Regions from separate parts of the Homo sapiens genome. Here region 1 is linked to region 2. Evidence: chromatin loops called from intact Hi-C (ENCODE). Cell type or tissue: PC-3. All regions are shown on one strand. Links, peaks and the distances in the headings refer to the core of each region. The heading gives the core; the rest is flanking DNA.

The links. Peaks named below come from ENCODE experiments on the same cell type or tissue, not always from the same donor. Only the 100,000 strongest peaks of a DNase experiment are listed, where the experiment ranks them.
Region 1: a loop joins it to region 2, with 2.4 times the contacts of the local background. A loop is called at or near these places in 1 of 110 quality-filtered maps.

Annotation. Positions count from the first base shown.
Region 1 is chr3:146,526,024-146,531,416 of GRCh38, reverse strand. It overlaps PLSCR1 (phospholipid scramblase 1), which reads left to right. Exons shown (of 9, transcript NM_021105.3): 4 at 2,586-2,803. Among named protein-coding and RNA genes, the nearest start is that of PLSCR1, 16 kb to the left of the region's middle. In PC-3, for the core only: no CTCF peak of the experiment used is centred there; a DNase peak (open chromatin) is centred at 2,266; H3K4me3 peaks cover 908 bases; H3K27ac peaks cover 1,437 bases.
Region 2 is chr3:146,575,581-146,580,973 of GRCh38, reverse strand. It overlaps a transcript of PLSCR5 not described here. Among named protein-coding and RNA genes, the nearest start is that of PLSCR5-AS1, 11 kb to the left of the region's middle. In PC-3, for the core only: a CTCF peak has its summit at 3,107 (motif pointing right); a DNase peak (open chromatin) is centred at 3,103.

The DNA.
Region 1 (5,393 bases), core at 224-5,223, 50 kb after region 2:
ATCTGCTCATATTACAGAGAGTGTAGAGCCCCTATTTTATTAGTGGCCTATTACTTTTAGGATAAAGGCTAACACTAAACTCAGGATGGCCTTTTCCATGCTCTCTCTTTAACTTCCTCTTGAGCCTGGCTTGCTGTTATTCAGCTAGACTGGCTATTTTTCAGATTTTTAAAGGCCTATGTTAGTTACTGTCCCAGGACGTTGCTCTGAAATGTTCTTTCTGTGACTCTGGCCTCCTGAACTCCTGTGCATCCTTCAGATCTCAGCATAAAGGTGACCCCTCAAGGCAGCTGTTCCTGCTCCTTCCCTTTTTCTCTTCCCATCTCAATAGCGACCTTTGGCATCTCTAGTCATAAAACCGTGGTCTCTTACTTGAAAGCATTTATCTCCAATTCTAATGAATCAATTAATTACACTGGTATTATAGCTCCCTAGAATAAGTGGGGATATAAAGTTGTCTCTCTCATTAAACAATGATGGGCAGGGATTGCATCTGTGTTTTCCATTGTAAATTCTAATGCTTTTCCACTCCTGAAAATTTTGTAAGATATAGATAAGACCATGGAACTCATTCTTCTGCTTAAATTCCTCCAGTACTTGCCAATCATAATTGGAACCAAATCCAGACTCCTTACTAAGGCCTCCTTTGATGAACAGCTTCCTGTTGCTTTGCTAACAGCCTTTCCTAGTCGTCTTCTTTCTTATGACATTCCTCTCTCTTTTACGCCTGTCAAATTCATTACAAAGTCAGAGGTATTCTATTTGCCTTTCTTTCCTCCTGAAGCATTTATCACTAATCTTCATATAAAGCTTTTCTCTTCTCATCTTTTAGACCTTGATATAAATTATATTTACCCAAAGTAACTGCCTCATACCCTGCCCTCGCTCGCATACATTCTCTCCATCACATCCATATGAATTTTTTTTGTTTTAAATGTGTTTTCTTTCTCCCAGAAGTTGACTGTAAGCTCTCTGACAGCAGGCTGCCTCCTTGAGAATTGTATCCTCATATTCTACAACACAGCCAGTCACATTATGATCATTTGTAAATATTCATTCATCATAAAGGAATAAATTATAAAAGCTATATTTATGATGCATTATTGTGAGGTTTATTCTGTTTTTCTAAGCCTTATTTTTGAAGGGCAAATGAATTTTATCATAAATGATCCATTTAAAAGAATTTGTAAATTTCCTATTCTAAGTATTACATTTTGCATAGGCTTTAATGTTAAAATATTGAGAAACACAGTCCTTTGAAATTGTATTCCACTGCTATGGAATTGCTACACTGTGGACCATACAAACAGGTATATAAATCTTCATTGTAATCACACATTCGCAGAGAATATGAAGTACATTTACTGTTATTAAATTTCTGCCTCTTACAATTTTTTGCCATCCTTGTTTCTCAAATTATATTTTCCAGAGACCAAAGGATGTTAAATTGTGAAATTTAAATTTCTAACCTAAATATTATAATAGAATTTTATTTTAATGAAGAAGGACTTAGGAAAGCAATACATTATGGATTAAAACATAAGGCAAAGGATTAACCCAAGCAGGCATCTGGAATGTACTAAAAGAAATGACGTGTACTAAACGAATGGGCGCGGTGGCTCACGCCTGTAATCCCAGCACTTTGGGAAGCTGAGGTGGGCAGATCACGAGGTCAGGAGATCGAGACCATCCTGGCTAACACACTGAAACCCCGTCTCTACTAAAAAATACAAAAAATTAGCTGGGCGTGGTGGTGGGCGCCTGTAGTTCCAGCTACTTAGGAGGCTGAGGCAGGAGAATGGTGTGAACCCAGGAGGTGGAGCTTGCAGTGAGCAGAGATGATGCCACCGCACTCCAGCCTGGGCGACAGAGCAAGACTCTGTCTCAAAAAAAAAAAAAATGGAAAGAAAGAAATGACGTGCTTTCACCTTCAACAGTGGCACTATAATATTTTGGGCTGGACAATTCTTCATTTTTAGGGAGCTGTTCTGGCTCTTTTAAGATGTGTAGCAGCAGCCCTGGCCTCTACCCACCAGATGCAGTATTATCTTCCCCTCCAGTTGTGACCAAAAAAAGTCTGCAGATCTTGTCAAATATCCCTGGCAGAGAGGGGGCAAAACTACCCCCAGTTCTATACATATATTATAAGGCATTTGCTAGAATTTCAGAATTATCATTTTTCACAAGATACTTTGGCCCTAGAAATGCTGACTCAAAGCCATTATTTTGGGCCTTCTACCAATGACGTGTTTGTTTCCCTTGAAGGCTTGCCAGAATCTTTATGTAGGTGACTCTAGATCATGGTTATTTATTTTCATTTTCTCAGATATTAAAGCATATTTTCCTTCTGAGTTTTGAATGGTAAGGGTAAGGCTATTCACCGCATACTATCATCCAAATAGAAGTGGATGTGCAACCACAGATATTTCATTGAAAAATCTCAGAAAGAGAAAAGCGTATTAAACATCACAGATACAGATGTCTACGCTGAAATGTCAACTTATAGATAGATGGCATAACCCTAAAAAGGTTGACAATTCCATTTTTGGTGCAGTTACAAATCATTTCACTTGTTTGTATTTCAGGACCTCCAGGATATAGTGGCTACCCTGGGCCCCAGGTCAGCTACCCACCCCCACCAGCCGGCCATTCAGGTCCTGGCCCAGCTGGCTTTCCTGTCCCAAATCAGCCAGTGTATAATCAGCCAGTATATAATCAGCCAGTTGGAGCTGCAGGGGTACCATGGATGCCAGCGCCACAGCCTCCATTAAACTGTCCACCTGGATTAGAATATTTAAGTCAGGTAATTTCAAAGACACAAAATACTCATAAAAAACAGAACTGTGCTTCCAGCTTGCTTAACCAGATTAGCAAATGAATAATTCACCAAAGTCTGAAATAGCAAAACTGTATTTTCTGCTAACAGATTACTCTAATTCTTCTAGGTCTGGTTCAATTTTAAAGCAAAATACAAATGCCTTAGAAAATTGTATTTTCTGTTATCTTAAATACAATCTATGATAATGGCCAATAGCAAACATTTAATTAGCACTGTTTCCTGCCTTTGTTGTATGCCTGATACATGTATTAACTCATTTAATCCTTATTGAAAGTCTGTGATGTATAGGTGCTACATTTTTCAAAAGAAGAAACTGAGGTCCAGAGAGGTTATATAGCTCACTCTGGGGTGAGAACCTAAAGAGTCAAGACTGTTTTTTTAATCCCGAAACTTTGGTACTGAGCGAAGTGCTCTTTAGTCTCAATACTGAATAATTGCCTTATAATTTGGAAGAAAATTTAAATAAAGTTTATTGTTGAGTTTCAATAAGTGGCCCCAAACAAGGGGTTAATATTTTATGTATAATATGACTCACCTTTTTATTGTAACTAATAAAACTGCATTTTTATGATGCTGCTTTTGTTCTTTGGAAGACCTAATTTTATAAATGCCATTAATAAAGGAGTAAAAAGTCCTGGATTTTGTTGCACTAAATTATAATTAATCTCAGCAATAAGAGGTTTAACATTTAATTGGTGTTAGAAATCAGGTAGGTCAAATAGAAACAAGAAACTCTGTGTGTCCAGTCTATACACATACAAATATTCTTGTGATATTCAACCAGTTTTCATTTCATAAATCATTTCTTTCTTGCACTCTCTTTAGTAACTTAATTTCCCACAATGTGCTTAAGTGGCATAATCATAGGAATTTTTGGTCATTATTATATTATGCAAGAAATACATAGAAATAGATATTTTAAAAATCAGAGTCTCATAAAATACATAAAGGATGTTATCACATATGACAAAGGTTGATATTAAGTATGCTTAATACAAATCTGAAACTTGTAAAAAAAAATCTCTTTGATGGCTAAAAAAGTTACCAATATTTCTTCAGCCTATTCTAGAAGGAAGATTGTTTTCTACCTTTTGAATTGTTTTTGACACATAATAATTGTGCATATTTATGGAGTACAGTCTGGCATTTTAATGCACATGTACTACGTGTAATGAAAAATAAGGATAATTAGCATATCTGTCACTTTTAATATTTATCATTTCTTAGTGTTGAGAACATTCCAAATCCTCTCTTCTAGCTATTTGAAAATATACAATAAATTATTGTTAATTATAGTCAGCCTACATAGCTATAGAACACTAGAATTTATTCCTCCTATCTAGCTGTAATTTTGTATTCATTAACCAACTTCTCTTTATACCTCTCCTCCCTACCCTTCACAGTTTCTAGTAACCACTATTCTAGTATCTACTTTTTTTTTTAGATGGAGTCTCATCCTGTCACCCAGGCTGGAGTGCAATGGCACGATCTCGGCTCACTGCAACCTCCGCCTCCCGGGTTCAAGCTATTCTCTTGCCTCAGCCTCCCAAGTAGCTGGGCTACAGGCTCCTGCCACCACACCCAGCTCATTTTTGTATTTTTAGTAGAGACGGTTTCACCATACTGGCCAGGCTGGTCTTGAACTCCTGAACTTGTGATCCGCCTGCCTTGGCCTCCCAAAATGCTGGGATTACAGTCGTGAACCACTGCGCCTGGCCTCTACTCTCTACTTCTAAGAAATCAATTTTTTTAAGCTTCCATGTATGAGTGAGAACATTCAGTATTTTTCTTTCTGTGCCTGGCTTATTTCACTTAACATAATGTCCCTTAGGCTCATCCATGTTGCTGCCAATGACAGGATTTCATTCATTTTTATGGCTGATTTTTATTCCATTGTGTGTATTAAGAATGAATTTTTCTTTATTCATTTATCTATTGATGAATACTTAGGTTGATTCTATATATTGACTGTTAGTGCTGCAATAAGCATGAGATTGCAGATACCTCTGACATATTGATTTCCTTTCCTTTAAAATTTTTGTTTTGAAAATTTTGAAAAAATACTGTTTCAAAAAAAACAGTAGTGGGATTGCTGAATCATATGGTGGCTGTAATTTTAATTTTTGAGGAACCGCTACACTGTTCTCCATAATGGCTGCTCTAATTTACTTTCCCACCAACAGATTTCCCCTTCTCCACATTTTTACCATTATTTGTTATTTTTTGTCTTTTTGATAAAAATTCTTAACTGTACAAAGATAATATCTCATTGTGGTTTGGATTTCATTTCCCTGGTGATTAGTGATGTTGAGCATTTTTTCATAAACTTACTGGCCATTTTGTATCAATTTTCTTTTCTTTTTTTTTTCTTTCTTTTTTTTTTTTTTTTTTTTTGAGATGGAGTCTCACGCTTGTTGCCCAGGCTGGAGTGCAGTAGCGCGATCTCGGCTCACTGCAACATCTGCCGCCTGGGTTCAGGCGATTCTCCTGCCTGAGCCTCCCAAGTAGCTGGGACTACAGGCACCTGCCACCACACCCAGCTCATTTTTTGTAT
Region 2 (5,393 bases), core at 226-5,225:
TACTCGTTTGATTGTTAATGCAAGGAGTGAACAATCAATTCTTTCCTAGAAGGATGAGAATTTTACACCCTCAAACCCATGAAAAAGTAATTCAGGGTAACAAAATAGAAATAGAACTGCTGTTACATTTTAGCGTAGACCAGAAAGAAGAAAGCATGACTTAAGAATATTTAGGAAAAGAGTGTACCAGGCAGATATAAAAGTAAATGCGGGGCAGGCGCGGTGGCTCACGCCTATAATCCCAGCACTTTGAGAGGCCAAGGCGGGCGGCTTGCCTGAGCTCAGGAGTTCTCGAACAGCCGGGCAACACGGTGAAACTCCATCTCTGCTAAAATACAAAAAATTAACTGGGCATGGCAGCGTGGCCTGTAGTCCCAGCTACTCGGGAGGCTGAGGTAGAAGAATTGCTTGAACCCGGGAGGCCGAGATTGCAGTGAGCCGAAATCGTACCACTGCACTCCAGCCTGGGCGACAGAGAAAGACTCCGTCTCAAAAAAAAAAAAAAAAAAAAAAAAAAAAGCAAATTCAAAGGCTCTGAGTCAAGAGCAACTGGGCAAGTTTGAGAAGCACAGGAAGCCAGTATGGAGTACAGTAAACAAGAAGAGAGAGAAATGAACTGCTGTAGGAAAAGTAGCTAGGGGCTAAATCACATACAGTCTTGCAAGGCAAGTTTAGGAAGAGAAATTGACAAAACTTGGCATTTCGTTAGATATGGAATGTAAAGGATTTTAAGAACTCTAGTATATAAAATCAGTTCATTCCAATTTTTGTCATTAGAAACTGAAGGTATGGCCATGACACTCATAAGAACAGGTTCAAATCAGTGTTACAGGTGCTACAATAAAAAGAATGTACCACAAAGGCACAAAAAAAGGAAGCATTCAATACCATTTAAGGTGGAAAGTTAGTACCCCTAGAGAGTAGCTAACAAATAACGCATGAGTTGAATATGTGTCTTCCATGCTAAGTGGGGTCAAAGCTAGGAAGTGTTTGGCTGGGAGAACATTCCAAGCGAAGAGCACAGCACAAACAAAGGCACAGAAGAAATAGAAATATAGTAGTCAGAATGAAGAATGAAGAGGTTGCATAAGATCAGAATGTGCTTAATGAGGTCAGACTCTCTTAGGCTAGGCCACATTGTCCCACTCAGCTGTGCCCCACGTATCCTCCAAGTGATGGTGCTAGATGATGATTCAACTAATATTTTCTTCTGAATTTACGTACTTTGTATTTGGCCAAAGCATCTTCTAGGGGCTTTCGAAATTGTTTAGAAACTGTATTGAAACTCGGAAACTGAATCTGAGCGAATTGACAAGTATTAAGGAGGAACAAAACAATATCTTTCCGAAGCCATAATATCTGGAAGGAAGGAAGCTAAAACTTGTTAGATAAATCAGACTTTCCTACAAAAGAGGGGTTTGGATAGATGATCTGAAGAATTCAGGTTATAGCCCAGACAGGTTGCACACTGAAATTCTAATTCATTTGAGCCTTAATTAGAGGTTTATGGACACATTATTTTTAGATTTGTTGTATTTTATTTTCAAAATGAAAACAAACTGAGGAAATAACATAAACGTTTACTACTTCATAATTTACTCTTACTCCTGTTTGGTAAGTTTTATATTATTGTTTCTTTAATTGCTAAAATAAGGGGAAATGAAATTATTGTTTATCATATTTTGACTTTTCAAATTAAGCATTTTTTCCTTTCTATACACTTTGATTTTTATCATTTCTCCTTACATTGTGTTTTGCTCACCTTGGAAGAAAAAATTCTTTTTAATAAAATTTCTCTAAATAAGTGTAAATGGATTTTGTCTATTTCTTATGCTGTGAAATTTTTGCCATTAAAAATAGGTGGGAATTGTACTTAGTGACATGTATTGTGGTTCATTCTAACTGTCTAGGTGTTAAATTTAGGCATCACATATTTAAATAATTTGAATTGAATAATTTAAAGGATCTATAATATATTTTAAAAAGAAAAAAATTTTCATTAAAAATCTTGTTAAAGAAATGGAAAAAACCATAGTAACTTTTGCTGGCTGAGCCTCTATTTTATGACTGTCTGCCAAGTATTATTATCAGCATTATTGAAAATGCATTTCAAGGCATTTTTGATTTAATTATAAATATATTGTTTTTAAAAAACAATTACAATGGAACTATAAGAGATTTCAAATATTAAAATTTGATATTTTGCCCAAAACAAAATTAAAACACGATAAGACTATTTGTTTCACAAATATATAAAGCCTAGCATTAATGAACATTATGAGACACTGGGCTAGACTTCTTACAAACATTTCTCATCTGATTCCAGTGCCACACATTATAAGCCCAAAGGTACAGATGAAAAAAATCAATGCTCAGGAAGGTTAAGTAACTTGACAGATTTTACAAAACTGTTAGCTTTTTGTCGACCTTCCAGAATGAAGAATATGAGTGGGCAGGAAATGGCACAAGGAAATCACTTTTAAAATAAGGAAATAAAATGGGAAGCCAAAAAACTAGGGGAGAGATGCTTTTATTCCTTTAAGACCTGAATTAATAATATTCTCATCAATATTATGTACTCTTTCTATTTAGAAAGGTAACATATAAACAACTTTAACTCTTTTATCCACTGATAGTATATCTGTGGTGTTATTCTGTGGTTATCTTTGTGGTTATTATTCCACATAATAGATAAAGTAGCCAATGTGTAAGCCTGAAAAAATACCTTTGAGAAAAAGTTTACATTATATTGGAGTAATTAATAAAAAACTTTATTAAACATAAAAGATTTGGAAAATATTTTCCAATATCAATAAATCATAAAAGCAGTTTCGGTCTACCATTTCATTGCCTCTTCAATATTAATTTTAGCTTAACCAAATAATAAAATAAAATGTCAGTATTCATTTTGGCACCTATATTATATTCTTAAGTACATTGAATGTTTTAAACTATACCATATTTTTAATTATGTTGAAAGCTAGCTGTAGAAAATACATAGAAAGACTAATAGAGAATTAAACAGTTGTTACTTTTTAAAATCCAGTTACATATGCCTAGGTAATATATATGTTTAATAAGTCTTTCATGCTGCAGATGGCAGCAACACTTCACATTATGATGGCATTGCTTAGCTACACCAGCAGAATCTTGAAAATACAAATTTCTATTGAGTATTCATTTTGTTCTTTCTGTAATCTGGGAAATAAAACACATCAATTTTGTGTGTAGAAGGGTAAAATTTGATGTTATGTTTTTAATAAACTGAGAAACACTATATTTGTTAATGTATTATGCACATGATGAAAGTTTAGTAATTACTATTTTTAATGAGCAGACTGAATTGATGGACAGTTTCCATCAATTTAGTGAATGCATATATTCCTATTTTTCTAAGGAAACTGAGTAACATTGGCGTACCAAACAGTTAAATAAAAGCACCATAAAATCAAGCATATAATTGAAAGTAGAGTCCCAACTCTGATTTTCTATTTGTCATTTAAGAGCTAAACCATCAGTACACAAAATCTAAAATTATTTAAAATTATACAGAAAATCCACTCATTTTTGGTCATTTGTATGTTGCATCCTGATCGCCTTCAGAGGAAATGTATAGGCCAAACCAAGACACATCCATGGAGTCAAGTCCCAGTTTGGTGACTCAAGGTCATTGAGCAAGTGTGAGTAGGTCTAAGAATGGATACAAATGCCCCACCATTTTAAATAGGCTTTTAAGGTAACAAGATGATAAGAACATAAAACCATAATATTCTATCTAGAGTTAAGGTCAGGGGTCAGAAGCAGGAAAAAGCAATATAAATGTAGAAAAATCAACTTATCGTATGTTGACTTTTAACCCAGGCTAAATGTTTAAATAACATAGCTATTTTTTAAAAATATCCATACCCAGACCTCATTCTGTACCAATTAAGTCAAAATCCCTAAGAGTATCTTTTAAGTCACTTAATTCTTTTTTTTAAAAAAAGACTAGTAATTCTAATGTACAACCAGTGTCATAAACAATTTCTTTTCTAATGCTGACAAAATAGTATAACTTTTATTTTTAATTCCGGATTCAAAATTTGGCTTTCAAAACTATAGTAATCAGTGTCTGGCTTACTTATATAGACTTTATTTTAACCTGAGCCTTTATATTATAGTACTGTAATGTCCCTCTAGAATCCCATTATAGATCTCTAGCCTATTATCTTTAAGCAATAATAATAATGATATCATCTTATTTTTTAGAATTATTTAGAGTATTTCAAAGCACTTCCACACATATGAATGGCCTGCACTGGACCTCACAAGAAAACAGAGGGTTTCAACTGTGCATAACATCAGAGATGACCAGGTGCAACCTCCATATATTGAAGACTTAGAAAATGAGAAATATAAAAATTAAATTACTTTGTTTTACTTTGTGCCCACAAGTCTTTTTATTATACAAGAGTATATGCAAAAAGACTATACATAAATATATAAAATGCTCAACATGGTAAATTGTTTAATAAATTATGGTTCACATATAGAATGGGGTTCTGTTTTCTTAGAATGAGATTTTTAGATGATAAAATACATAGAGAGATAGACAGGATGGAAATTATTATATAGTTGGTAAAGGAAAAGCATTTACTTTGCATGTGTGCAGAACTATGATTCAATTCTTGTAAAATTAAAAAATAAGTACATATAATGTGCGTGTGTGTGAGAGAGAGAGAGAGAAAGAGAGAGAGAGGGAGAGGTGGAAAAGGTTAAATTTCCTAATTGCTACAGCAGAAGCACAGGTATGCAAATCACCTAAAAGCCATATTGATTTTTTTAAGATATACATTTAAAAGAATGCCAGCCAGGATATAGATCTACTCTAAGGTATTTCAAATTAGTAGCTCACCTTTCAAAACCATGAGATAACTTTTTTGATCAACAGAAATATTGTAAAGATTTGAGAGAAGTATTAAGCTCCTAGATCTAACTCTGGGGAACCCATATGATTGTGATCAAATTCAGAACAATGCATATTTTTTGTGGAAAATAAGTTCTTCCCAAGGGCTGTTCATAAATTTAACTTAGTCAGACAACCTTAATGAGCGAGGTTATTCTGGCCTACAAAACACAGCTGGGAGAAATGGACATGCAATCATCAATAGGAATATGTGTCTTCCTGATTTTTGGCAGCCAAGTCCCAGAAACACAGTTACTGGCTCTGACAGCGTCTCAGTACAAATAAGAACTACAGGAACTAAGACAGTTTGGTTCTTAGTAGAAATTAAAAAAAAAAAAAGGAGTACATAGTCCAGAAATGTAATGATGCTTACTCTATATGGAAAATTAATTTATGATAAAATGATGTTTTTCAAAGGAATAAGTCAATAAATAAATGACTATTTATT